Regions from separate parts of the Homo sapiens genome. Here region 1 is linked to region 2. Evidence: read pairs that join two places in POLR2A ChIA-PET (ENCODE). Cell type or tissue: MCF 10A. All regions are shown on one strand. Each heading gives the region's core, and the rest is flanking DNA. Links, peaks and the distances in the headings are about the cores only. Region 1 overlaps LOC105373075 (a long non-coding RNA gene). Region 2 has its middle 9.0 kb from the start of TBC1D22A-DT.

What was found. Peaks named below come from ENCODE experiments on the same cell type or tissue, not always from the same donor. Only the 100,000 strongest peaks of a DNase experiment are listed, where the experiment ranks them.
Region 1: POLR2A ChIA-PET joins it to region 2 with 5 read pairs; 14 of 35 experiments call an interaction of 5 or more read pairs at or near these places.

The regions. Positions count from the first base shown.
Region 1 is chr22:46,549,670-46,565,373 of GRCh38, reverse strand. LOC105373075 (a long non-coding RNA gene) reads right to left here. Exons shown (of 2, transcript XR_938316.2): 2 at 11,481-12,304. Among named protein-coding and RNA genes, the nearest start is that of LINC02925, 16 kb to the right of the region's middle. RefSeq lists enhancers at 1,149-1,318, 1,308-1,602, 3,041-3,792, 13,263-13,762, 13,763-14,264 and 1 more and a silencer at 12,908-13,202. In MCF 10A, for the core only: no CTCF peak of the experiment used is centred there; a DNase peak (open chromatin) is centred at 7,423.
Region 2 is chr22:46,746,871-46,760,201 of GRCh38, reverse strand. No RefSeq gene overlaps it. Among named protein-coding and RNA genes, the nearest start is that of TBC1D22A-DT, 9.0 kb to the left of the region's middle. RefSeq lists a silencer at 5,876-6,052. In MCF 10A, for the core only: no CTCF peak of the experiment used is centred there; a DNase peak (open chromatin) is centred at 5,601.

The sequences.
Region 1 (15,704 bases), core at 4,413-12,412, 200 kb after region 2:
TGAGTTCTGCCTTTATTAGTTCCCGCGAGGGTTGGTTGTTAAAGAGAGCCTGGAACCTCCTTTCCCCCTCTCCTCCCTCCTTCCTCTCTCCATGGGATGCCTGCTACCCTTCCCCTTCTGCTATGAGTGGAAGCTTCCTGAGGCCTCACCAGAAGCAGATGCTGGTGCCACGCTTCTTTGTACCAGCCTGAAGAACTATGAGCCAAATAACCATCTTTTCTTTTCTTTTCTTTCCTTTCCTTTCCTTTTCTTTTCTCTTCTTTTCTTTTCTTTTCCAGACGGAGTTTTGCTCCTGTTGCCCAGGCTGGAGTGCAATGGCGCGATTTCGGCTCACCGCAAACTCTGCCTTCCGGGTTCAAATGATTCTCCTGCCTCAGCCTCCCAAGTAGCTGGGATTACAGGCATGTGCCACCATGCCTGGCTAATTTTGTATGTTTAGTAGAGACAGTTTCTCCATGTTGGTCAGACTGGTCTCGAACTCCTGACCTCAGGTGATCTGCCTGCCTCAGTCTCCCAAAGTGCTGGGATTACAAGTGTGAGCCACTGTGCCTGGCTACCACCTTTTCTTTATAAATTACCTATCCTCGGGTATTTCTTTCTAGCAATGCAGCAAATTAAGACAGGTACCAGCCCCACCATCCATCTCCAGGACTGTCTTGGGCAGGACCTGTGTCACCTCCGCTGGCCTCTGTAATCAGCATCTGCACGGTGGGCCTTGGATTGATGTCACTCTCTCCCTTTAGATTCCCCTCTTGGAAGGAAAGGCACCAAGGGCCTGCCCCCCTCTCTGCTCAGGATCCTCCAGACAGCTGGCCTCCAGGCCACCCACCCTGAGGCTGACCTCCGGCCAGCTGGGGCCCTGCTGCGCCCCCAGGCTCCTCCTCTGTGGTCAGATGGTTTTCACTTCTTTGGCCTGATTCAGGGGCTGGTGGGCGGGGCAGTGGCTCACACTGGGTTCACCTGTTAAAGTGCAGGGGTAGGGGTAGCTCCCCAAAAGGAGAAGCAACAAAGATGGACACACAGCAAAGCTGTGGGCGTGTCTGCCACAGGCCAGTGTCCCTGGATGCCTTGGGTGGGGTGGGGCTGAGGCAGGCAGCCTGCCAGGCCAGAAAGCATGAGGCCCTGGCCCTGGGCTTGTGTCCCTAGGGATGCAGTGAGCACAGACCTCCCTAGAGGGGGGCCTGGCCCGCCAGAAGCCCAGCCCCGGCCCCTGCCACCAGCCTGTCCTTCCTCAATTCCTAGCTCCAGCCAGATCCCCAGAGATGAGCGACCCTGATGACCAGCAAGGGCAGGCCCGCCCTCCTTCATCTCCCTCCTCTCACCCGGCCCAGCCCGGAGGAGGAGTGTGGTGTGAGTGTAGCCGCAAATCCAGTCAGCTCCCCTGGGCTGAAGCCCCAGAAATGCTGCTCCAGGACCCAGGCAGCTCCAGTCTGCCCCACGTGGCTTCCAGGGGCACAGCCCTCGGCACAGAAGGCTGTAGGTGTGGCCTGCAGCACGGGGTGGAGGCTGGGAAGGGCCTGGGGGACCCAAGGGACGGATCAAGGCCTGTTCAGAGCCAGACTCCAACCACCTGCTCCCAAGCCAGCCCTCAGGCCCTGCTCTGCAATGGGTTCGGTTGCCCTGTGTTCGCCTTCCGGGCCCCAGCCCAGGTAGGAGGATGCTGGCACACCTGCTGGCTACAGGCGGCCCTTCCTTCTCCTCAGGCGAGGAGGTGCCCACTCTGAGCTGTGCAGCCGGGAGCCAGGGTGAGCTGAGCCCCCACCTGCTGCCCCAGGGAGACCCTGCCACGTCTCTCTTAGCCTAATTTAGCTGTGCGTGAACCTCCCACCTGCCCTGCACTAGCTGGTCCCTAAGCTCACTGGGGCCACCTTGTGGCTGCTCACGGCCTCGGCCCCGCAAGTTGGGGCCTGATTTCCACACTGGCTGCATTTGTCCTCTGTGGACTTTTGTCCTCTGTGCCACCTTCTTGGGTGGCACCCGCCACATGCTGTGCTGAGCTACTTCTTTTTTTTTTTTTTTTTCTGAGGCGGAGTCTTGCTCTGTCGCCCAGGCTGCAGTGCAATGGCGCTATCTCGGATCACTGCAAGCTCCGCCTCCCGGGTTCACGCCATTCTCCTGCCTCAGCCTCCCGAGTAGCTGGGACTACAGGTGCGCGTCACCACGCCCGGCTAATTTTTTGTATTTTTAGTAGAGACGGAGTTTCACCATGTTGGCCAGGCTGGTCTCGAACTCCTGACCTCATGATCTGCCCGCCTCGGCCTCCCAAAGTGCTGGGATTACAGGCATGAGCCACTGCACCTGGCCTGTGCTGAGCTACTTCTAAACCCCACAGAGGGCCAGGTGTGCTGGCTCACACCTGTAATCCCAACACTTTGGGAGGCCAAGGCGGATCACCTGAGGTCAGGAGATCGAGACCAGCCTGGCCAACATGGTGAAACTCCATCTCTACTAAAAATACAAAAAATTAGCCGGGCATGGTGGCAGGCACCTGCAATCCCAGCTACTCGGGAGGCTGAGGTAGGAGAACCACTTGAACCTGGGGGTGGGAGGTTGCAGTGAGCCGAGATCGTGCCACTGCACTCCAGCCTGGGCGACAGAATGAGACTCAGTCCCCCCGCAAGAAAACGAAACACCATGGGGGAAGACGCACATTTTCATGTATAGGCTCTTCCTGTTTCACGTGAGGAGCATCGCAGGATGCATCTGTTCTGACACGAGGGGCACCAGATCGCTGGAGGCAAAAAGAGGGATCCTGAGAGGCCGTCTGGGAAAGAGAGAACTGAAAGACAGTGACAGCAGTGACGATGGCTCACACCTCCTGTGTGCCGGGCACTGTTCTGGGCACTTTATACGAACCAGTGAAGAGAGTGGCTGTCAGTGTGAGAGGAGCTCTGGGGACACGGGGATGTCTCGCAATGGGGCTCCTTCCTCCACCTCCCCATGAAGCCTTTGGTAGACCACACAGCCTCATGTGCCTTCAGATGAGTTTGTGTGGAAGTGGAGTGTGGGGCATGCAGGCCTGAGGGTGAGGGCAATGCCTGTCCCCTTGGGATCACTTCACCCTCACAGGGATGCTGGAGCAGGCCTGGGATCCCCCCATCACACAGAGGGAATGACCAGGGCTCCCAGAGCCGGAGCACAATGTCCAGGCTGTGGCTGCTGAATGACCCAGGCCCTCTGGGGGGGCTGCTCCACCCGCCATGGCCCTCCCAACCTCCCTTGCTTTCCAAGGTCCACCCAAAGCCCCAGGCCTCTCAAGTCTCCTACATCCCCTCTCCCCCTAAGGTCCCAAAGATTTCCCAAGGTCCCTTAGGCCTCTGGAGGTCCCCCAAGGCTCCTCAGGCCCCCAAGGCCCAAAAGATCCTCCAGAGACCCCTCAAGGCCTTCCCAGGCCCCTCAACGATCCCCAGGGCCCCCCAGGTTCCTTAGGCCCTCCTAAAGCCCCACAAGGTCTCCTAGGTCGCCTAAATTCCCAAGACTTCCCAAGGCCCTATGTGGCCCTCAAGACCCCCAGACCTCCCTGCATCCTCAGCCCTCCATGAGACCCTGTCAGCAGCTGCCTCTTCTGGGATGGCCAGGCTGAAGTCCCCAGGGGTGAATCCACCTGTTCAGCTCCTTGCTTCCTGCCACCAGCTATTGGTCCTGGGCTGACCTATGGTGTGGTGCCTTTGGAATCACGTGACCACCAGGCATCGTCACATGTTGTCAAACATGGCTACCTACACCACCATCATAGAAGAGATGGAAGTGAGTTCTTCTGCAGCACCCCAGAGCCGGCCTGCAGTCAGGAAGGCCTCCCCAGAGGCATCCACGAAGCTGCCTGCCAACCTGGGTGCCCCAGGCATGGGCCCCTCTAAGCCTGCCCTAGGAGGAGAACAGTTTGTGTGACACAGGGGGCGGAGGCTGGGTCTGAATCTTTTTTTTTTTTTTTTTGAAACAGAGTTCGCTGTGTCGCCCAGGCTGGAGTGCAGTGGTGCAATCTCACCTCACTGCAACCTCCGCCTCCCGAGTTCAAGCGATTCTCCTGCCTTAGCCTCTCTAGTAGCTGGGATTGCAGGTGTGCACCATCACGCCTGGCTAATTTTTGTATTTTTTAGCAGAGACGGGGTTTCTCCATATTGGGCAGGCTGGTCTGAACTCCTGACCTCAGGTGATTCGCCCACCTCAGCCTCTCAAAATGCTGGGATTACAAGCGTGAGCCACCGCGCCCAGCTGGGTCTGAATCTTTAACAGTTCCCCTCCGCTCCTGGAGCCCCTCCCACAGCCAGCCCTTGCTCACCAGCGGGGGAACCAACAGCCCCTTCCTCACCCTCCTGGGGGTTGGGGTCTCTCTCCACAATACCAGTGCCGGGACGCATCCCTCGTCTTCTCTGCTCCTTTCCGTTGTCCGGAGGCCTAGGCCCAGTCATCCAGCCAGCCTCCACCCAGCTCCTCTCCCTGCACACAAAGACTGACCCCATCAAGCTGCACTTCCTGAAACACACCCACAAACCAGAAACTCAGCCTCCCCTTTGCCCGCAGGATGCCCATGGGCAAAACTGTCACCAAGAGAAGAGAGGAGGGGCCCAAACCGGCTCTGTCTCTGTGGAGAAAGAGCCTGCCTAGGGCTGGACCCTGGTTGTGTGGCTTCAGGTATGAGTCCCTTCCCCTTCCTAGGCCCCAGTCCCCTCACTGCACACCTAGGGTGATGACATGTCATGGCCCAGGGTTAAGAGCACAGACTGGAGTGGGACTCCCTGGGCTTTACTTCTGGCTCTGCTGCACACTGGCTGTGTGACTCTGAATGAGTAACCTAGCCTCTCTGTGCCCGAGTTTCCTTGTCTGTTAATAGGGATCAAACAGAATATAACATCAAGGTCATTAAGAAGAGTCAGTAAATTAATGTTTATAAAGTATTTATTATTTTTATTTTATTTTATTAATTTTTTTAGATAGAGTCTCACTCTGTCACCCAGGCTGGAGTGCAGTGGTACAATCTCGGCTCACTGCAATCTCTGCCTCCTGGATTCAAGTTGAGTGTCATGCCTCAGCCTACTGAGTAGCTGGGATTACAGGCCCTGCCACCACACCCAGCTAATTTTTTATATTTTTGGTAGAGATAGGGTTTCACCATGTTGGCCAGGCTGATCTCGAACTCCTGACCTCAAGTCATCCGCACGCCTTGCCCTCCCAAAGTGCTGGGGTTACAGGTATGAGCCACTGCGCCCAGCCAGAATTATTATTTTTTTTTCTTGCTGATTTGAGTCCCTTGTAGATTCTGCGTATTAGTCCTTTGTCAGATGCATAGTTTGCAAACATTTTCTCCCATTCTCTAAGTTGTCTGTTTACTTTCATGATTATTTCTTCTGCTGTGTAGAAGCTTTCTAGTTTAAGTAGGTCCTGTTTATTTTTGTTTTTGTTGCATTTGCCTTTGGAGCCTTCGTTATAAATATTTAGCCTAGGCCAATGTCCATAAGAGTTTTTCCTAGGGTTCCTTCTAGAATTTTTATGATTTCAGGACTTAGGTTTAAGTATTTAACCCATTGTGAGTTAATTTTTGTATATGGTGAGAAAGAGGGATCCAGCTCCATTCTTCCACATGTGGCTATCCAATTTTCCCAGCACCATTTATTGAATAGAATGTCATTTCCCCAGTTTATGTTTTTGCATACTTTGTGGAAGATCAGTTGGCTGTAAGTGGCTTTATTTCTGGATTCTCTATTCTGTTCTATTGGTCTATATATCTACCTTGATACAGTGCTTGGTACCAGTAGACACTTCCTTGATACTGTCTTGATTACTACATCCTTATAGTATAATTTGAAGTTGGGTAAGGTGATGCCTCCAGATTTGTTTTTTGCTTGGGATTGCTTTGGCTATTCAGGTTCTTTTTTGATGCCATATGAATTTTAAGGTTGTTTTTTCTAATTCTGTGAAGAATGATGTTGGTATTTTGGTTGGAATTGCAGTGACTCTGTAGATTGCTTTGGGCAGTATGGTTACTTTCACAATATTGATTGTTCTAGTCCACGAACATGGGATGTATTGCCATGTGTTTTTGTCATCTATGATTTCTTTCAGCAGTGTTTTATAGTTCTCTTTGTAGAGATCGCTCACCTCCTTGGTTAAGTATATTCCTAAGCATTTTATTTTTTGTGTCTAGGTACTGTAAAAGGGATTGAGTTCAAACTCCTGACCTCAGGTGATCCATCCGCCCCAGCCTCCCAAAGTGCTGGGATTACAGGCGTGGACCAACCTGGTGAAACTCCATCTCTACTAAAAATACAAAAATTAGCCAGGCATGGTGGCGGGTGCCTGTAATCCGAGCTACTCAGGAGGCAGAGGCAGGAGAACTGCTGAACCTGGGAGGCAGAGGTTGCAGTGAGCCGAGATCGCGCCATTGCACTCCAGCCTGGGCAACAAGAGCGAGACTCCATCTCAAAGGTAAAAAAAAAAAAAAAGGGATTGAGTTCTTGTGATTGTCAGCTTGATCATTGCTGGAGTATGGCAATGCTACTGATTTGTGTACATTGATTTTGTAACTTGAGACTTTACTTAATTTATTTATCAAATCTAGGAGTCTTTTGGAGTAATCTTTGGCGTTTTCTAGGTATAAGATCGTATCGTTGGCAAACAGATATAGTTTGACTTCCTCTTTTCCAATTTGGATGCCCTTTCTTTCTTTCTCTGGCCTGATTTCTCTGGCTAGGACTTACCCTATCAGGTGTTCTTGCCAGGTCCTCACTAGGCCCTGAGTAGACAGAGATGAACCAAAGGAAAATACAACATACCTACAAGTAACCACCTCCCACGGCAGCTTGGGGTCCTGGTTCAAAGGGTTGTTAGAGGCAGGATGGAACATTTATGCCTTGGGTGATCAGGGAAGGGTTCTTGGAGGAGAGGGCATTTAAGCTGGGCATGGGAGCCTGGGCTGGTAGTGACACAGGCACAGGGCACAGAGACCCGTGCAGCCCACTGATCAGCTGATTGATCTGCACGAGACTGAACATGGGTGGGTGCCAAGTCAGCTGGCATCAAGAAGCTGAAACGACTTTGTTATAGAGCTGAGAGCAGATTCTCAAGCCCACTTGGTTTGGTGCCCTGCACATTGCACCTGCCTGGCAACATGACAGGGGTGGCCATGGCACTGGCCATGCTGGGGGCCAGGGAGGGACAGGATGGGCTGGTGACCTCCCGACACAGCTCCTCTCACAAACCTCAGTGGATCCTGAGGTTGGAGGTCCTGACACCAACATGGCACATGAAATAAGACCCTTGGAGGCTGGCCTGCCCCACCCTATGCAGTGCTTCCGAGTTGTCCCCTCTTTAGGCCTCCTGTTCCTGCCAAACCCTGAGGTCCTCAGAAGCCTCTGCTAAGAGCTGACCTGGGAGCCCAGGGCCTGCCTGGGCAGAGACTGTGCCCAGGAGCCAGTGAGCTGCCCTGACTCCTGGGAAGGCAGCCAGCACCTGCACCAGCCTGCCCGGGCGCACCTCTTCCCTCCAGCTAACTCTGGTGCAGCTATCAAGACCCAGCCTGGTTATCACCTCCCATAAGAAGCCTCACTGACCCCTAGGCTGGGCCAGGTCCTCCCATGGGTTCTCCAGCCTTGGGATTTCCCTCTGTTTCAGGGACAGAGCAAGGAGTTATACGTAACAGAAAAAAACAGCTCAGACCAGCTCAAACAGAAAAGGAAATCTATTAACTTCTGTAACATTATGTCCAGGGTATTTTCAGAAAACTTGGATCCAGGGCTCAACGGGGGCCTTTCTTTATGTTGGTTCCATCTCTTGGTGGTTCCAGACCAACAGTCTCCCCTGTCAGCACCCCTGGACAAACCAGAGATTTCCTGTGCCCGATGGTTCTAACAAAAGTTTGAGAACTGGACCTCACTGGCTGTGATTAACCTGGCCGAGGTCACATGTCCATCCCTGAAGCATGAAGGACTGGGGCTAGCTCTGCCTGGGCTATGTGGCCTGAGAGCTGGGGAGGAGAAGAGGTATAGTTAGCAGTCGAAGGGGAAATGGAATTGGCCAGGCAGTAGCACGGCTGTCTACCTCACTGTGGCTGGCTCCCCAGTAGACTGCCTACTGCTCAGGCAGGGACAGTGTTTAAGCCCCATCTGTGCCCCAGCATTGCCCTGCATAAGGCAGCACAGAGTAAGGGCCCTAGCAGACCAGCTTTGGTTAGGTTCCTCAGGGCCTTGCACGTGCTGTTCCCTCTGCCTGGTATAGCCCTGCACTGCACCCCCACCCATTGCCCCCACTTAGTACCACCTCATCCAGGGATCTGGAATTCTAGGAATTCTGATTAGATGCACATTAGACTCACTCATACTCTCCTCCCAGCCTTCTTACCTTTCTTTCATATTTTCTCTCTTCTCATCTTTCTATGTTGCATCCTAGGAAATTTCTTCGTATCTGTGCTCCATTTCACTGATTCTCTCTTTAGCTGTTTAACTCATAGTTTCAACATTTGTATTTTTTCACTTGTAAAAGTATATTTGGTTCTTTTTCAAATCTCTCTGGCCTTTTTTTCTCCAATAGACTCTTTTGCCTTTTTGATCATCTTCCTTATTCCATTAAATCCTCCTTAATCGGCTGGGTGTGGTGGCTCACGCCTGTAATCCCAGCACTTTGGGAAGCTGAGGTGGGCAGATCACCTGAGGTTGGGAGTTTGAGACCAGCCTTACCAACATGGAGAAATGCATCTCTGCAAAAAATACAAAATTAGCTGGGAGTGGTGGTGCATACCTGTAATCCCAGCTACTTTGGAGGCTGAGGCAGGTGAATTTCTTGAACCTGGGAGGCAGAGGTTGCGGTGAGCCGAGATCGTGCCATTGCACTCCAGCCTGGCCAACAGGAGCGAAACTCTGTCTCAAAAACGAACAAACAAATGAACAAAAACAAAAAACTTCTTTAATATAAAGGCAGATTTAGCTGGAATTCCTTAGATGGAATAAGGAAGACAATCAAAAAGGAAAAATTGATAGATGAATAGACTTCATCTATTTCTTTTCTTTTCCCTCCCTCCCTCCCTTCCTTTTTCTTTTTTTCCTGGCAGAGTCTTACTCTGTCTCCCAGGCTAGAGTGCAGTGGCACTATCACAGCTCACTGCCACCTAGACTTCCCAAGCTCAAGTGATCCTCCTACGTCAGCTTCCTGAGTAGCTGGGACTACAGGCATGCTCCACCACATCCGCTAATTTTTGTACATTTTTGTAGAGATGGGGTTTCGCCATGTTGCCCAGGCATGAACTCCTGGGCTCAAGCAATCTGCCCACGTCGGCCTCCCAAAGTGCTGGGATTACAGTTGTGGAGCCACCACGCCTGGCACTTCATTTATTTATTTATTTATTTTATTTATTTATTTTTTTAGACGGAGTCTCGCTTTGTTGCCCAGGCTGGAGTGCAGTGGTGCCATCTCGGCTCACTGCAAGCTCTACCTCCCAGGTTCATGCCATTCTCCTGCCTCAGCCTCCCAAGTAGCTGGGACTACAGGCGCCCGCCACCACACCCGGCTAATTTTTTGTACTTTTAATAGAGACGGGGTTTCACCGTGTTAGCCAGGATGGTCCCAATCTCCTGACCTTGTGATCCGCCCGCCTTGGCCTCCCAAAGTGCTGGGATTACAGGCTCGAGCCACTGCGCCTGGCCGGCACTTCATTTATTTCAAGCAGTTCTCAGGGGTCTAAATCTATTTGTTATTTCTATTGAGTCTCGCCTTATGGTGGCTTGTCTCCTTGGGGTGTGTGTGTGTGTGTGTGTGTGTGTGTGTGTGTGTGTGTGTGTATTTGGTTGTGCTTCATCTGTAGGAATCCTGAAGGCCTAAATTGGGATGCTTTCCTCCAGAAAGAATTTCTGTTTGCCTCTACCATTTTATCACTGACCAGGACCAATTTAATTTAATTTCTTGAGTGGGGATTTTCCCGTCTATGAGGATAGTGTAAATTTAACTTCAGCGCTGCAGGAGAGCAAATGGTTGCAAATCCTCCAGGGACATTATTATTGTTCTTAAATGTTTCCACCTGGAGCTCTGAAGCAGACACCCAGGTTTCCCAGAGGGATCCCTGTCCTGGCAGGCAGATTTGGTTGGAACCACCCTCTCCTTAGGCGGGTAGCCTCCTTTGAGGGTCTCAAGTCGGTGTAGGACTCTTAGGTTCACTACCCCCACTCACCACTCTGCATTTTGCATTACCTAAGGAAAGTGCTTATTGCTCATCTCTGGTTCCAGATAGTTTGCTTTATTTATTGCTTGTTTCTTTTGTGGAAGGAGGGCTTCCTTGTGATCTTGGCAGTGCAATAATGTTATGTCTGTAGACATTTACTTGCAATCAGGTAGCGGATGGCATTTTGGGATATCTGATCACTATGCTGCCAGAAGTCAAGTTGACTCATTAGCTCATTCTGGGAGTTACATCCTTGGCTGCCAACATGGCTCTCACCTTGCTCCAGAGGAGTACTTTGGAGAGAATTCAGGGTGTACATTTTCTGGCTAAGCCATGGAATGGGGCCTGGCCCCTGCTGCTTACTCCTCAGCTCTCATGCCTGTTTCCAAGCTTCAGGGTCCTGCAGCAGTCCCCCTTCCTGGTGACCTCATGGGTTCCTCTGAGGGCAGCCAGTGAGATGCTGCGACTCAGTGCAGCCGGAATGCACAGCAGAAAGAGTGAGGGGGCACCTGTGTGTGTGCTGGTGCACTGGGGTGTGTTGAGGGTGTTGGTAGTGGGAAGAGCCCTAGAATTGTTCAAGCCAGTCATCTGGATTGGACGTTACCTAGAAAACTCCCAGATTTCCTCTCCGTTTTAGGCACCACAGATACAACCTAATGGGCTGCTTTGCAGACGGCCAAAATGAACAGAAACGCCTGAGTGCAACAGAAAGCAATCCCACACCCCCTCGGAGACAGGCCTAAGCTCTGCTTACCCTGAGGGCTCTCCAGCCCTCACACCCTCCTCCTCTCACACTCACTCGTCCCCAGCCCAGCCTTGCTACCTGTGTCCCTGCTTGGGGGGGTCTGTCTCCCTAGGAGATGCTGCCCCCATGAAGGCAGCGCTGGCCTCGACCTCATTCACCCAGGAGTATTTATTTATTTATTTATTTAATTTTTTGAGACGGAGTCTTGCTCTGACGCTGAGGCTGGAGTGCAGTGGCGTGATCTCAGCTCACTGCAAGCTCCACCTCCCGGGTTCACGCCATTCTCCTGCCTCAGCCCCCCAAGTAGCTGGGACTACAGGCACCTGTCATCATGCCTGGCTAATTTTTTGTATTTTTGGTAGAGATGGGGTTTCACCATGTTAGCCAGGATGGTCTCAATCTCCTGACCTTATGATCCACCCGCCTCGGCCTCCCAAAGTGCTGGGATTACAGGTGTGAGCCACCTCACCTGGCCCAGGAGTACTTATTGATCTTCCCTCTGTATTTGACCCTCTGCTCAGTGCCACACAGTGGAAGGAGCTGGTCTTGGCCCTCTGGGGTCATCATTAGGGAGACAGTAATACAGGACAGTGACAGCTGTAATGCATGATGCAGTGGTTGTGGGAACAGATGAGGAGCACCCTAGCCTGCCCAGAGGACAGGGAAGGTGTCAGAGGAGGCAGCATTTGAGCCGCAGCTAGAACACCAAGTCATACGTTGTCAAATGTACAAACTGGGGAAGGGGCCAGTGGGGGATGGGAGATGGGGCTGACTAGTGGGCAGGGCAGACCCAGAAAGGTCCAGAGATGAGGAGCTGCCGGTGACCCTTCAAGAGGGGAACAACCCTCTCGGATGTGTATTTGGGATGATAGATTACTGGGTTCTCTGAGTCTGAACCTCACATTTCTGGAACCTTTATGGCTTTGTAAGAGGGAACTAAAGTATTGTTCTAAAGCTGTTCTTCATGATACCCAGGGTGAGCAGGTAGACTTTCCTGGCTTAGATTAGTGAGAATCACCCCCATTTGCAAAGTGCAGTAGAGTTCACGCAAATGACTTGCACAAGAACCCTTGGCTGGTAAGTAGAGTGCACCAGCTACCTATTGCTGCGTAACAAACACACCATTGAAACAACACTTCGTTATTATTTCTCAGGGTTCTGTGGGTTGGCTGGGCTCAGCTGGGTAGTTCTTCTGCTTGTGGTCTCTCATGCAGTTGCCGTCAGATGGTGGCAGAATGTCCAAGATGACTTATCACTCACATCTCTGCACCCTCAATGTCCTCTGGGTAGCCCCTCTCCATCAGGCTGGTCAGACTTCTTAGGTGGCAGCAGTCTCCTGAGAACGCACAGGCCAAAGCTGCTGGGTCTTGTTAAGTCTCAGGCCTGGAACTGGCACAGTGGCACTTCACTGCATTCTGTTGGTTAATGTGAGGGTTAGGGCCAATCCAGATTCTGTGTGGGAGGGGACTAAACAAGGGTGGAAACACCAGGAGGCATGGTTCCCTGGGGCCACCTTTGGAGATTGGCTGCCACACAGTGAACCTTGCCTTCAGGCTCTGTCTATGTGTCTTAACCACTATGACTCTTCTCCTCTGGAGAGGCCATAGCCACAGCTGGGGGTCTCTGTTTGAGTTACAGTGAGACCCTGCTTCTCTGATTAACTGCTCCTGCAGTCACATTTTTAGTATGTGATGCTCAGAGATAGTCCATGGGATGTCTGTATCAGTTATCTATTGCTGTGTAACAAAACTCCCCCAAATGTAATAGCTTCAAACACAACCATTAATTCTTTCCCGTGAGCCTCCAGGCCCACTGAGTGGCTCTGCTGATCTGAGATGGGCTCACTTCTGAGGTCACTAAGGGTTGGCGACATGGCTCTGCTGTCTTAGCTGGGCTCACATTCCTGGGACCTCAGCTGGGACAGCTGCTCTCGGCTCCATGTGGTCTCTCATCCTCTGGCACACAGGGCTCCTGAAGGGCAGAAGAGCACTTAAGGCCTAGGCTCAGAACTGACATCACTTCTGCCTCACTGTATGGTCAGAACAAATCATAAGGCCATCTGCCAGATTGCAGGGGTGGGGAAATAGCTCCCACCTTCCCATGAGCTGAAATGTCACCTTGCAGAAGGCGTGAAGGCAGGAAGGAGTGGAGCCATTTGTCATCAGCTGCCGTTGTGCCTGTGTGCATTTGAGAGGGGCCCTTCCCAGCAGCAGCCAGCCCACGCCAGGTAGCCGGGCTGGGTGAGCCAGGCTGGGCTGGGTCTCGGGCCCCGTGCAGCCCTCGGTGAACACCTTTATGTGTAGTCTCATGACCCTGTCTGACGCTGATGACTTGACCATGTAGCTGCTTCACACAGACCAGGCCAGCTTGGGAACTGGGAATTAGAAACAAGATTCTCGTTCGCCAGGAGCCGTTCATTTGAACTGGGGAGAGAGCTGAGCCCAGGAGCTCTGGCCGATGACAGGGTGCCTGGAGAAGCAGGCAAAGCAGCTCAGAGAGAGGAAGAAGAAGAAAGGCAGGGGCTAAGGGAGGCCATTTTGAGGGAGAGAGGGAGAAGTCTCCCCACAGCCCCACGGGAGGACTGCCCTCGATCCAGGGGGCTTCCAGCTGCTGGACCCACCCTCGCCTGTCCCGGCCATGTAGCATTTCCTCAGCTCTGTCCATCTAGTGGCATTATTGCTTTAAAAATGAGATGCTTCCTGGGCCATCAGCTCTGCAGAGAGCCACAAAGCTCCTTTTGGGTCCGTGTCAGAATTCTGCTCCCCAGACGGAGATGGCCTCATGGGCTGCTCCAGCACCAGCCTGTGCAATGTGGTCCGTGTGGCCAGAGAGCTGGAGGCTAGGGGCTTGGCATTCCTGGGACCCAGAAGCGGCTAGGAGACTGTCGGGGCCTGCAGCAGCATGGGAGCAGGGGGTAGCAGATGGAGGGTCCAAGTTCTAGGGCAAGCTGAGGCCAGGAGACCTGTCCCTAGCCCCCCACCTGCCAACGCCAGCGGGAGCCAGGACAGCGGGACATGGGTCCTTCAGGGGACAGCAGGCTGGAGGATGAGGAGGCAGAGACTCAGGCTGGAGGCCCTGAGAACCCCTGTCACCAGGCGGCCACATAAGCCACATCATCCCCTCAAGCACCCAGAAACTGGAGAGACGGCAGTGGAGGAGGGGAGGGATCTGGGGTCTGATGTCACAGGGCTGGCCTCGGTTTTTTGTTTTTTGTTTTTTTTTTAGATGGAGTCTCACTCAGAACGCCCAGGCTGGAGTGCAATGGCGTGATCTTGGCTCACTGCAACCTCCTCCTCCCGGGTTCAAGTGATTCTCTGGCCTCAGCCTCCTGAGTAGCTGGGATTACAGGCGCATGCCACCATGCCTGGCTAATTTTTGTGTTTTTAGTAGGGATGGGGTTTCACCATGTTGGTCAGGCTGGTCTCAAACTCCTGACCTCATGATCTGCCCACCTCGGCCTCCCAAAGTGCTGGGATTACAGGCATGAGCCACTGTGCCCAGCTGGGCTGGCCTCGTTTTGTGCCCACTGCCCAGCAGAAGGGGCTCAGGAGGACACTCAGAGGGTTACAGGCAAAGCAGAGAAGCTACACCTTCTCTGGGCATGTGGGGCATAGAGGGAGGTAGAGTTTTTTTGGACCCTGGAAATGTGGGGTCCGTCCCCCTCTTATTTCCCGGAAGAGCCCCAATTTGTTACCATGTCCACACCCCAAAATTAGAGGGGAGATTCTGATTTACACTAAAGCCAAAGCTCTGTCCTGTTGGGCCATGGCCAGGGCATTCACCAAACTCCCCCTCCATGGCCCAGCTCCCGACACCGGGGATGTCTGGCCTCTCTCTGGGGAGATCCCACATTCCCTGCAGTCCACCTCCCATCCAGAAGCTTCTGGAATCCCTCCCTCCTGCCCCAGGTCTGCCTTCCCCTCCACAAGCCTCACCTCCAGTCCTTTCCTTGGAGATGCCATCCCCACCTCCAGGAGCCCACCCAGACGGACCCAGTGAGAAAGGCTGCCTGGCTCTGGGCTTGTCCCGGGAGGCAGAACCTGCCGCATGGACTGGCCCCGACTGCCCTGCTCCGCGGTGAAGGCAGGTAGGACAGGATAGGCATCCCCACCCCTCTCCTCTGGCCTTCGCCTCACTGGCCAGAGAAGAGCCCCTTGCAGGAGTGAACGGGGTGGGAGATGGGGAGAAAGCCCGGCCTGAAGGAGTGGGTGCTGGTGCCTGTCCCACTGCTCTAATTCCTGCTGCTGTCCCCACGCTGATCACAAAAGGACACGATCATATTCACCTGACTGGGGTGCGGGAGCGGGGGCCTCTCGGAGCCCCTTCTCCACACGGGTTGGGGGGCTTCACCCGCCAGTATTGCCACAGTAAAGGGGCCAGGTGTCCACATTTACAGAGGCAGAAACAAAGAGATTCAACCCCCCTCATCACTGCAGGTGGGTGAGCAGTGACTCTCAAATGTTGGAACTGCTGACTATGAGAAAGACAAGAACTCTCGTTATCTCTGAGACTGGCAGCCTGGGGACAGTAGTCCCCTCCTCCACCAAAGAAGCTCCTGGGTGGGACTTTGGGGTAACCCACCTCTTGGCTGGCCAGAGTCATTGTGGGTGGGTTCTGGTGCCCTGTGTGTTATGCTGGGCAGACATCCTTTCAGGATGGAAAGCCGCCTCTTCACCTGTGTCCTCCGGCAACATCTCACCATGGGCCTCTGGTTCTATGCTCAACTGGTCTCCTCCCCGACCCCTGCTCTTCTCCAGCCACCCATGCTCTCAGATGCACAGCTGACCTTGTCCCTCTACAGCTGAAAATCCCCAG
Region 2 (13,331 bases), core at 1,745-9,744:
TTGAATGAGAAAAAGTTGAATATTAATTCACATGGTATGATACCATTTAGTACTATTTTCTTTTAAAGGATGAGAATGCGACCAGGTATGGTGGCTCATGCCTGTAATCGCAGCACTTTAGGAGGCTGAGGCAGGAGGATCCCTTGAGCCCAGGAGTTTGAGGCTGCAGCAAGCTGTGATCATGTCACTGCACTCCAGCCTTGGCGATAGTGCCAAACCCTATCTCAAAAAAAAAAAAAAAAAACCAGAATGGTAAAAGATAAATTCAGGAGGGTGGTTGCCTATAGGTACAGGTGGGGACTGTGAACAGGAAGGAATTCATTCATAGCGGATCAATTGTGCTATTATGCTTTGTTTCCTAAGGCAGATGGGCTATATTCAGGTGTTGGTTATATTCTTTATGAGTTTTTACATGTATAAAATGTTTCATAATACATTAAAATATAGTTATTGAGTTTGAACTGTGCTATGCACTGAGCTACATTGAACTACATGATAAGGCAAACAAAAGTGCAGCAGGCCAGGCACAGTGGCTCACACCTATAATACCAGTACTTTGGGAGGCTGAGGCGAGAGGATCACTTGAGACCAGGAGATCAACACTAGCCTGGGCAACATAGGGAGACCCCATCTCTGTGAAACTTTTTTTTTTTTCTTTTAGCCAGTCATGGTGGTAAACACTCTTAGTCCTAGCTACTTAGGAGACTGAGGCAGGAGGATCACTTGAGCCCAGAAGTTCAAGGCAGCAGTGAGCTAGGATCACACAACTGCACTCCAGCCTAGAAAACAGTGAGACCCTGCCTCAAAAAAACAAACAAAAAAAAATTGGGATAGTATTTCAGGATGGCTGGATTTGCAATGCCATTTGGGTTCCTCGGGAAGTGTTTTCTGCTTTCTTTGCTTTCAGATGGCCTGCTCCGGGCTTAGAATATCTCTCACAGGACCTTACTGAGTGAGCTGCCACACTCCCACTTGGTGGGTTCTGCCTCCTAAGTTTCCTGGTGCTGTACCGTCCATAGGCACCGAGCCTGTGCCCCAAAGTAAAAAGCTGACTGTTCTATCTGTATTGGTTTCCTAAGGCTGCTGTTGGCAGAATGCTGCAGACTTAGCGGCTGAAAACAATACACATTTACCCTCCTACAATCCTGGAGGTCAGAAGTCCAAAGTCTTAGCACTTCACTGCACTAAACTCAAAGCGTCAGCAAGGCTGCCCCCTTCTGGAGGTTCTAGGGGAGAGTCAGTTTCTTACCTTTTTCAGCTTCTAGAGGCCACTTAACATTCCTTGGCCGACACTCCTTCCTCTGTCTGGAAAGCAGATCACTCTAATCTCTACTGCCATCATCACATCATCTTCTCTCCTTCCGATTCCTCCTAGATCCCTCTGACCTCACGTCAGGCCCACTGGATAATCCGGTCCAGGCTGATCTCCCCATCACCCGGCCCTTAGCTCAATCACACCTGCAAACTCCCTTTGGCCATTTAAGGTAACATTTGCAGGTCCCAGGATTAAGTCCTGGTATATCTTCAGGGGTTCATTATTCAGCCTACCACAATAATAGACGGCATATAGCAAAGGTCCCCAGTTTCACACCGCGAGAGGCAGGCGTCGTCTTCACTGCCCCCTTCCCCAACTCCTTTCAGCCATTTTTATATTACAGGGACTAGCAACGTGCCATTTCCTGACACTAAGTCAGGATGAGTTAGGGTGCTGTTGGTTGCAAGAATGACAAAGTTCAGCTCAAATTAGCTTATACTACAAAGGGAATTAGTTGGTTAATGAAAAAGCCCAGAAGTAGCTCAGAAGGTTTGGAGAAGGGCTGATACAGCAGCTCAACAATGACCCAAGGGGCCTGTCTCCTTCTGTCAGTCTCTTAAGTCTTTGCCAAGGACAACTTCCCCTTGAGGTCACAGGATGCCTCTGTTGGGCCCCTGGGATCATGTGCTTACCTCTAGTCAGGATGCTAGAGAGCAGAAATACTGTGAACTAGTATCAGTCCCCGGGAAGGGAGCACTATACATTGCTTACCAATTCCAGGAGAGCACACTTAAACACCTCACCAATTTCTGCTGAGTTTCCTAAGACTGCCAGGAGGCTTTGCACAAACCCAGCAGCCAGAGTTCTGCAAGGGTTCTTGACTCTGGCAGGGGCTCAAAGCTGACCTAGCTGCTGCAGCTGTCATACCTCCACCCTCTGTATTCTTTTTTTTTTTGGGACGGCGTCTCACTCTGTCACCCAGGCTGGAGTGCAGTGGCGCAATCTTGGCTCACTGCAAGCACCACCTCCCAGGTTCACGCCATTCTCCTACCTTGGCCTCCCAAGTAGCTGGGACTACAGGCGCCCGCCACCACGCCCGGCTAATTTTTTGTATTTTTAGTAGAGACAGGTTTTCACCATGTTAGCCAGGATGGTCTTGATCTCCTGACCTCGTGATCCACCCACCTCAGCCTCCCAAAGTGCCGGGATTACAGGCGTGAGCCACCGCGCCTGGCCTACCCACTGCATTCTTAATGTCTAGTCTGGTAAAACAGAACACCTGCAAAACACGTCAGACAAAGCAACTTTATTATTCACAGAGAGGCCCCAAACATCAACCCAAGCCTAGGATCCATGGCGAGCCAGTCCACCAGCAATCAGGAAAGCTACCCAGGGCACTAGAGTGTTGTCTGCAGGTGCCCCCACTTCACACCACAGCTGAGGGGCGTGAAAAGCACACTCTACTCTGGGTTCTCTACCCCAAATGCAACTGGGTCCACTGGGCTACAGCATTGCAGGACATCCTGATCTAGGGGAGATGAGCACAAAGCCTGAGCTGTTCGGGACAGTTCCACCTTATCTCAGGATGTTGCAACCTCTGTATATTCTGCCCAAAAATTCTAAGCAAGAGGGGGAAGAGCTGGGTCATCCAGTGTCATTTGGGGACCTGTCACCTGGCAGATGCTCCATTGTAGCTGGCAATGAGAGTCAATCCTTCCAAATTTTGTGGCTGCTGCCCAACAAGGGAGGGTTAGAATCCCAATATCCAGGAACAATCCCAATATCCACTACAACACCAAAGGCCATGTTGAGAGAAACTGGTGGATTTGACAACTTAAAATGTTTACTTGTTTGTCAAAAAAAATGTTTTAATTGGACAAAATATATGTGCTATGTCTGACAAAGGGTTAATATATGGGAATCTTACAAATAAGGAAGTAGAAAACCACAATAGGAAATGGGTATGATTGTTTAAACCAAGTATATATTTTTCAAGCTTATCTTAAACTATAAATAAATCAAAGAATATGTTTTCAAAAGAAATACAGCTCTCTAGCTCCTGCTCTCAACATGTGACATGCCTGTTCCCGCTTCACCTTCCACCATGAGTAAAAGCTCCCTGAGGCCTCACCAGAAACCTAGCAGAGACCAACACGACACTTCCTGTACATCCTGCACAACCATGAGCCAATTCAACCTCTTTTCTTTATAAATTACCCGTCCTCAGGTATTCCTTTATAAACACCGCAAAAGTAGCCTAACACAGAAAACTGGTACCAAGAAGCAGGGCATTGCTGTAAAGACACCTTAAGAGTAATGACCTAGGGTAACTGGCAGAAGAAATTTCTAAGTAGCAAAGCATTCAAGAGGTGGCCTGCCTGCTTGTCACAGCCAATGATCATATATTGGAGCAAAGGAAAGTTGGAGCTCATATTTAAAAGGGAAGCAGAGCATGAAATTTTGGAAAATTTGCAGCCTGGCCATGTGGCAGGGAAAGAATCCAAGCAGGCTGGGGAGCAACCATTAGCTAGAGAGATTATCATCACTAAAAGGGAGCCAAGTGCTAATATCCAAGACAATGGAACAAAGGCCTCAAAGGCATTTGGGAGATCTTGGAGACAGCCCCTCCCATGACAGGCCCAGAGGCCTAGGAGGAAAGAATGGTTTGAGGGGCCAGGCCCAGGACACTCCTCAGCCTATGGACACTGCTCCCCACATACCAGCTGCTGCAGCTCCGCCTGTAGCTCAAAGGCCCCAGGTATAGCTTGGGCCACCACTCTGGAGAATACAAGCCATAAGCCTTGGTGGCTTCCATGTGGTGTTAAACCTGTGGGCACACAGAATGCAGGAATAAAGGTGGCAGCTTCCACCTAGATTTCAGAGGATGTATGAGAAAGCCTGAGTGCCCAGGCAGAAGCCTGCTGCAGGGGCAGAGCCCCCACAGAGAACCTCCACCAGGGACAGAGCCCCCACAGAGAACCTCCGCCAGGGGCAGAGCCCCCACAGAGAACCTCCGCCAGGGGCAGAGCCCCCACAGAGAACCTCTACCAGGGCAGAGCCCCCACAGAGAACCTCTACCAGGGGCAGAGCCCCCACAGAGAACCTCTACCAGGGCAGTATGGAGGGGAAATGTGGGGTTGGAGGCCCACACACAGTTCACAGTAGTGAACTCCACTGCCTAGTGGAGCTGTGGGAAGGGGACTGCACCCTCCAGACCCAAGAATGGTAGCGCCACCAGCAGCTGCACCTACACCTGGAGAAGCTGCAGGCACTCCACCCCAACCCATAGAGCAGCCACAGAAGCAGGACTGCCCAAGGCCTTGGGACGCCACCCCTTGCACCAGGATCCAGGATGTGGAGTCAAGGATTATGTTGGAGCTTTAGGATTTTTTATTTTATTTTATTTTATTTTTTTGAGACAGAGTCTTACTCTGTTGCCCAGGCTGGAGTGCAGTGGCATGATCTCAGCTCACTGCAACCTCTGCCTCTCAGGTTCAAGTGATTCTCCTGCCTCAGCCTCCCAAGTAGCTAGGATTGCAGGCACGCGCCACCATGCCCGGCCAGCATTGGGATTACAGGCAGGAGCCGCCCAAATGCTTTCTTAGATGCAAAAAAAGAAAAAAAAAATTAAAAAGACACCCCCACCCCCCAAAAATTGATCAATTATTTTCACATCCAGGAAAAACAACAAATGCAAATCCAAATGCTTTGAAGAATAAGACTGATTTTCGGAGGCTTTCAGGGTAGACAGAGGAGGGCCATTATGCCACGGCTCATGCAAACAAGCCTCCTAAATGCACCCTGGAGATGCATCGCACCCTTCACAGCCACCATCAGCCCCTTCCATCACCTTTGATCCTCTGCCATGCTCCTGCAGACCTCCTGCCCAGACCTCACCTGCAGGCCTCTCAGTCCCTTTCCCGTGTGCATCTGCAACCCTCTCCACCTCTCAAGCTCAGCAAATTCCAGCATCCTCAGCATCCTCCTCATCCCCCCTCACCAGATGCCCAGCGGTGGGGAGGGAGGGGGTGGCAGTGGGGGTGGGGAGGGGATGGCGCACACAGTGGGTATCATGATTTGTATTTTAAAGATGAGAAAGTAGGGGCTTCAAGAGGCAAAGTCCCCCAGCTAGAGTGAAGGGAACAGGGTTTGGAGTCCAGCTGCTGACCCCACAGCCCACTCACTGTCCAGTTCACCTTGCCGGGCCCTGGCCACAGTCCCACTGCTAATCGGAAACACAACCAGCTGTGGCATTTCCTCCCATGGTCCTTTGCAGCACGTGGTCCCCACCCCCTTGGCAAACGTGCAGGAGCCACAGTCGGCCGTGACTCATGGACAGTCCAACCCAAAGTGACTCAGGCAGGATAGAGAGAGGACAGCAGACATCAGAGGGAGCCCAGACTGGCCGTCTGCAAGCTGCATCCTGGCCTCATGTCTCCTGTGACTGATCACACTCTGCTGTAAACACGGCCAGCCCCCGTTTTCCCACCTGTAAAATGGAGATGAGGACACCTGCCCTGTGTGTTTCCCAGAGTCATGATGGGAATCCCCTGAGACAAAGGACTGGAAGGCAGTTTGTAAACCAAAATCTCTGAGCAAATATGACACCGCAGAGTAGGGAGTGAGTCTGTAAGTGACGTGAAGCCTGGCCTGGAGTGGCAACCGGAAGGCCCTATGGCCCCATGGTGCTGTGTCATCCCTGGACTTCCCGCAGCTGCTAGAGTGAAGGAAGGAGCTGGTCTGTCACTTAACACCAGAAGAGAAAGTGGCCCGGAGAGCAGGCATCTCCCAGATATCTGACTGGGCCAGATATCTGACTGCTAGGAACTGGGGACACAGACCTGGGAACTCTGTGCCCTTATGACATCAGAGCCTGGCGGCCAGGATGGAAAGTGTGTTGCGGCCCCAGCCTGAATGGCACTTTTGGGTGGACATAGACCCAGAGGTGCATGGCGTGGGGAGGCTGGCACTAAAGGGCCTGCCCATGTGGCATCCCAGGCATGGACATCCTGAGGGTGAGGGGAGAAGGCAGGCAAGGTGCTGGCACCACACTTCTGCTGGGATTGTGCACGGTTTGGCATCCTGGTTCCAAGCTGAGCCCCCTGCAGTTGCAGAAGGCCACTTTGGTGGGGAGGGGACACTCCTGGGTTCTGGTGGCATGGCCTGCCTGGCACAGTGTGGCACTGGATGGAAAGAGAGACTGGGGGGAGTGGTCTCTTATTTTGAGACACTGCAAACACCTCGTTTCTCTGGGCCTCAATCCTAAGAGCCTGCGGGTCAGGCCGAGTGGTAAGGTGGATGAACCCCTGACTTTGGAACCAGACAGACATGGATTTCAATCCTGCTGTGCAAATCTGGGCAGCCTTCTCAGCTGAGCCTGTTTCCTCACCTGCTGGCAGAGGGCTCAATGCAATCGGGCATGAACCTGGGCACATGACAGAATCCAGCCAGGGCTAACTGCTGTTTATAGTACTGACGCTTAGCGATCCAAACAAAAATAAAATTCAGGAATCTGGCCCTGTAGGGTCTGTACTGGCCACTCGGCATCATCCTCCCACTTCCTGACCACCTTCGGATGACACTGGTTCTTCCAAAGGAGGGATGGTGGCTGCCCACCCAGGTGTCCTGGGGACACTGCAAGGGGTGGGGAGACATGCCATTCTGGAGGAGTTAAGCTCGCTGGCAATGGATCCAAAGGCAGCCCCTCCCCCCTACTCCCCTACGCAAGGGACCAAGCCACAGCTGGCATGAAGTGATGCCCTATGGCACCTTCCAAGGAACTCCTGCCACATCTCCATCCCCTCTGTCACTGTGGAGAAGGACCCATCCTCACTGAAGCAGAGGCTCCCAGGGGCGTGGGGCAGGACTTGCGGGAAGCAAGAGCGGGGCCTGGGGATGGGGGTGGGGGAGGCATGGGACCCAGTGTTGGGCCCAGGGGCGCTAGGGGCCTGAGGGGCAGGGGGCAGGGCTAGAGGGGTGAGGGGCTGTGCTAAGCCAGGGAGCCCTCAAGGGCCACACGTTGGTGTGGTAACCCCTGTGTGTATCTGCTGGAGCAGGCTCAGTCCTCTGGTTACCCCGGCTTCCCACACCCCTCTCCCTTCACACGTTTTGACCCCTAGGCAGCGTCTCCACTTGGGAAGGCCCAAGGCCCAAACTTAAAGTGTTCCTGGTGCCTGACCCCAAGTCTCTTGTTTTAGGATTGGGGAAACTGAGGTCCCGAGAAGCAAGGCATTTGTGGTGTTTTGCAGGGGGAGATCCCCTGGTCTCTCCTCTTTCCATCCAGTGCCACACTGTGCCAAGCAGGCTGTGCCAGCAGAACCCAGGAGCATTCCCTCCCCATCAGAGTGGCCCCTCTACAACTGCAGGGGGCTCAGCTTGGAGCCAGGACCTCCCATGTCTCCTGGTGGGGAAGGTGAGAGCAGCCTTCCCGAGGGAAAAACGCCTGGCCCTAGCCCATGTGGACCTCCAGGACGCCGGGACCTTCCCACGGGAGGGGCAGTGCTGTGCAGGCCACCCGCCCTTGCCACAGCAGTCACTACCATCTCTAGATGGCACAGAGAGAAGCAAGGGCTGCAGCCACCTGCAGCCTTTCACCAAGAATAAGCTGTGGCCAGAACTAATGGGCACATAGGCTGCTTGGAATGGTGCCTGGTCAATAAGAATGCATCCATGTTTGACATGAGATGCCTGCACAGTGTTCTGGGAGCCCCAAGGGAGCCCAGCCTCAGCCGCCTGCAAAGAAATCCCCCAGATCCTTGATCACCACGTCCCTCTTGGTGTCCCTAGCAAAGGGCAGCCATGGAGCCCAAGACCGGACACCTCCCCACTGTGAGTGTCAAGCAATGTGTGGAGGGTGTTGGTCAGCGGAGGACAAAGCCCAGGCCAACTGAGACAGGCAAGAGAGGGGGTCTCCAGCAGGGGGACCATCATCCAGGCACCCTCCCAGCTGCCAGGGCCGGGTCCTCACACCGCCTGCCATGCCTGCTCTGCTCTGTCCTTGGCTCTGCGAGTCCCTGCAGCAGGCTGTGTCCCAAACCAGCACCTCTCCTTCATCCCCATCACTCTGGCTATGGGAATTTCCAGTAGGTCATAGCCCCCCGCCTTCCCCACCGAGCTTCCCGGGGTCCTCACTTGGTCATTGATGACATACTTGGCAAGTGCACTGGATGTAACCTGAGGGAAGTGGGGAGATAGGGCTCCAGGGCCTGGAACCCTCTTGATCCTTCCTGGGCCTTCCCCCAGCTCTGTTGCCAGAAGGCAGAGTCAAGCCAGCGGACTGCAATGGTCTGCAAAGGGTCAGGCCCTCACTGTGGCAGGGGTCATTCCCAAAGGAGGAGGCTTTGCCCCCAGATGGGCCACATTGTTTAGAAATGTTGATGGCAATTCTAGGAAAAGCAGCTCCACTTAGGAGGGCCCAAGGTTCTCGTGTATACTGTTCCCAGTGCGCAGTGTGATTTGGTATGGCGTGGGAAGCAGGGAGCAGGGAAAGTGGCCTGGGTAAGTCCCAGCCCCTCTCTGGGTCTCACCTTCCCCCTGTGTCAGAGGGAGATAACTGCCACTGTCCTGCCCCTCTCCCAGGATTCTTCTAAAGATCAAGGGAGAAGGGAGGGAGCCTGAGGAGGAGAGGAAGGAGGAAGAAGAGCTGGAGAAGGAGGGAGGAGGAAGGAGGAAGCAGGGGAGAGGGAGGCTGAACGGGAGCTGATGACCTTTTGGTTTAAGCCTCAGCGGAGCAGCTGAACCCTGAAGAGGACTCGTGGCTCTTAGCCCAGGATTCATTCCCAGAGCTGTCAGAGCTGGGCGACACCCCCATGTCCTAGCAGGGGCAGCTATCAGGCACCAGGCCAAGGCCAGGGGTGCGTGGCAGACTGGGCACCTGTTGGGGCCTGGTGGAGTGCGTGCCACGCCCTCCCCGCCCTGCCCCATTTCCTCGTTTCCTCGTTCACTCCTGTCAGCCACTGACCCCAGACACTCTTCCATGGCTGCTGGCCTCGGCCATGCCTGGAATTGGACCTGCCAGGCATCCTGCCCATGGCACAGCGGGGCTGTTAGAGCCAAGAGAGGGGGCCCTGGTCCCCTGCTGGCCTCTCCCCATGGCCCTCCCCAATGACTGCTGCCCAGCACCTCCCATCGTAAAACATTCTGCTCAAGAGCCATCAGGGGCTGCCTGTGTCTGTGGGAAACGGCGGACTCCTCACTCTGGTACCCAAGGCCTCTCCAGGTTGGGGGCTCCTCTTTTGCCACTGCCCAGTACTCTGTCCCTCAACACACTCCAGCGTGTCTGTTGCTGGTGCCCTCTGCCTGGGAGCCGTCCCTCACCCTGCACCCTCACTCACTGAAATCACTGCATGCTTTGAGGCCCAGGCAAACACCTCACCCCACGCCCAGCTCCAGACTTCCAGCCCCCAGATTCCAGGGCCTGCTACCTCCTGTGGGCCCCTCCCTGAGTATAAACTGACATTGTCTTTGGGGAACTTGGCCTTTCCCCTCCACTCCCATGGGGAGCTCCTACAGGGCAGAATCACCACCCACACGGGCTCTAGTGGGCACAGACAATGGGCTGGGGAGTGCTAGCAGCTGAAGGATTCAGGGACTTGTTAAGGGACTAGGCGTTGTTTCTCCCATGCAGGAAGATGCCTGAAGCCTCCTTTCCTCATGCCATCCACCCACGGCAGGAGTGCCAGCCTCCTGACGCCCTGCCCCCATGACCCTAGCCCCATACCATGCTGGATGCCACTGGACGCCTGGGAAAGCCCCTGACGCACATCCTGAGAGTTAGTTTCCCCAGAGCTGGCCCACGCCTCTTCTCCCTTCATCCCCTGCAAGGCAGTTACCCCAGAGCTGCCCCACGCCTCTTCTCCCTTCATCTCCGGGGCACCCCTGCGAGTCAGTTTCCCCAGAGCTGCCCCACGCCTCCTCTCCCTTCATCCCCTGCAAGGCAGTTACCCCAGAGCTGCCCCACGCCTCCTCTCCCTTCATCTCTGGGGCACCCCTCTGAGTCACAAGCCTCATATCACCCACTGGAAATCTGGAAATGCCACATGCAGCCAAAGAGCTGGCCAAGGGTCAGTTGGCCCCAATTCCATGTGACATGGACACATCCCAGCCCCCTCTCTGAGCATCACCTTCCCATCTGTAAAATGAGGTAATCAGCACTGTCCTGCATGCCTAGGAGGGTTCTTCTAAAGATCAGATGAGACGATACATGGGAAAGTGCTATAGGGAGATGCAAGTATCCCACAAATGTCTGGGATCCGTATTGAATGGGGGAGAAGGCTGGGTGACTCCACACGCAGCTCTAGGAACTTCTCTGAGACCAGCCTGCAAGACCTGTTGGGTGAGACCTCCAGCACAGAGGTCCTCCGTGAAGGCTTGAGGAATCTGTTTTCACAACCCCTAAGCCTCATTGCACTTCTCCACCGCAATGCACAACACAAAATATTTCCTTCGGGTGACATCCTGCAGCTTGCCCTGCAGACTTCCTGCCCTGGCTGTCAGCCGCCAGCCAGCCCTGATTCGGAGACTGTTTACCCCCGAGTGGATGATGGCAGCCTGGCCAAGGAGCATCCGGTGAACATCTTCCTGTGGATCTGAGTTAACACTGTGACTCGCAGACAGGCCACTTCAGGCTGTTTCTTTACTGGAAGAGGAAGATTAAAGCATGGAACTTTTTTTCCTTCATGAGATAAAGCAAGCTCTGTGTACCTCAAAACTTGGCCCTTCCTCCATGTTGCTCCCAGGGAAGTCACAAAACGTACAGAGAAAGCAGCAGGCAGTCGGCTGTGTCTGTGGGAAACGGCGGACTCAGGATGTGCCCAAGGAGCCTTGGAGTATGAGAGCAGGTGGGCACCTTAGATTCCTGCCTCCAATACTCCCATTTTGTGGGTGGGCAAACTGAGGCCTAGAAACTAGCAATATATTTAAGACAGAGCTAGACTCAGCCCTAGCTCCCCTGACTCCCCAGCCAATGCTGTTTCTGTCACCCCTCCACTCTTGACGGTAAGCAGCCCCCGGTGGGGAGGAAGGAGAGAGGACAGAGGAGATGCTGGGGCGAGAGAGCGGCCACCTTGGGGAGGGAAGGGGGTGAAGGCACAAGCGAAGCAGTGGCCTCTGGGAGGCTCTCCTCTCAGCCCTGGTTCTTGGGAGGCTGTTGCAGGAGCTACAGGGGCAGGTTAGCGGGGCAGTCCCGAGAAAGGCCACCCCACTTCCTACCCCCTAAGCAGTCACTGGCGGCGAAGCCCAGCTGCTTGGTCCCTGACCGCTGAGACCCAGGCTTCCCTTTGAATGTGGGAGGGATTTGGGTGGGGAAGCACGTTCTAGGTCCCATCGTCACCAGGACAGACACTGAGAGACACCTGGCTTCCTACCACCCCCAAGTGTGCTTTCAGGGCAAGCTGGGGGCAGCAATGGGATGGGAATGGCACAAGGTCCCTGGTTGGCCAGTGAAGCAGCCTGACCACAGAGGTCCCTCAGCTCCCTGCCAGGGTTCTCTCCTGGCACCAGGTGCCCACCTATACAAGAGGCCACTCCGTCGAGTGGACGGAGGTAGACACCGGCTCTCAGCAGCAGCGACGTCGTACTGGCTCTGTGCTAGGCTCCATCCGGGCATCTGTCTCTCGGCTGTCCTCTGGGGGCTGTGTCCAGTGAGCGGGTGACCACCCAGGCCCAGGTGCAGAGTGGATTCAGGGCCTGGGCCCCTGACCCTGGCTGGAACAGAGCAAGGCAGGTCCCTACTGTATCCCACTGTGCGTCGAAAGGACCACCTGTATCCAGATCCCCTGAGGAGGGTGTGAAAATTGTGGATTCTCACCCCACCCTGCCTCAAACCCAATGAATCAGCATCTCTGAGGGTCTGTGCCTCCCGGCCCCAAATGCTCTCACCCTTGACAAGTGGACAAGCAAGAAGCAAAACTGGGTGCGTCCCCAAGGAAGTGGGCATCCTCACAACCCTTCCTCTCTGTGGAAGAAGATTGCACGTGGAATTTTCTGTATCCCACAAACATCCCTCTGCGGAGAGGCTGGGGCAGATCCACATGCCCCTGGCTCCTGAGCAGCTGCTAATTGGCGCTGCTGTTCTATTTCTGCTCAGGGTCTAAATGAGGTCACCTCCCAGTGCCACCTGAGATGAGCCCAGCAAGGAGAGCTCAGGGCCCAGGGTGCAGCTGGCCTAGCCCATCCCCGGGGAAGGCTGTACAACCTGGAATCGGGACAACTTGAGCAATCCACCTCCTAAAAGTGACAGGTTTCCCGGGACGTGGGACTTGAAGCACTAAACTAGGAAAGTCCAGCAAACCAGGGGGATTTGGTCACCAGAGGCTAGCCCAGGGATGTCTGGGTGTGTCTCCCACTATGGGGAGTGCATGGCAGTCACAGGAGCCCACTTCCCAGAGCCCCAAAACTCAGACCCAGCAGCTTGGTCCTGCCAGGATGGGAAGGAAGCGTGCAGCATAGGGGATGCAGAGTCCAGCAGGGATCCCCTCTGCCCCTTAGCATCAGCCAGACCCTGAGTGGGGAGTACAGCCCTCCAAGTGCCTCTGGCTGCTGCCTGGGGACAGAAGTCCCTCCAGAGGTAGCCCCTGAGGCTTTCTCCCCAGCCTCAGAGAAACATGATCACTGCCACCACCGACTGAACGCCGACAGTACCCCAGATGCTGGGCTCAACAGTCAGCCAGGGCTGCTCGCTCTGATTTTATGAACTAACATTTAATGAGCCCTTATTATGCCAAGCACTTTGCATTTACGATACTATTTAACCTTCATAACATCCCATGAGGTTGGTTTTAGTATCTTCACTTACAGAGGAAGAAACCAAAGCACAGAGAAATCGAGTGATTTCTGGAAGGCGGAGGTTCTCATGGGGGATTTGGCAATGTCTGGGGAACACTTTGGGTTGTCTCTGGGTGAAGGCCAGAGATGCTACTGCACATCCTGCAGTACACAGGACAGTCCCTGCCACCAAGAGTGATGTGGCTCCAAATGTCCACAGTGCCGTCCTAGGAAACCCTGGCCCAAGATCTCACCGCCTTTCCTCGCAGAGTTTGGACTTGAATCTTGAGCTCTCAGCCACTCTGTTCTGCGA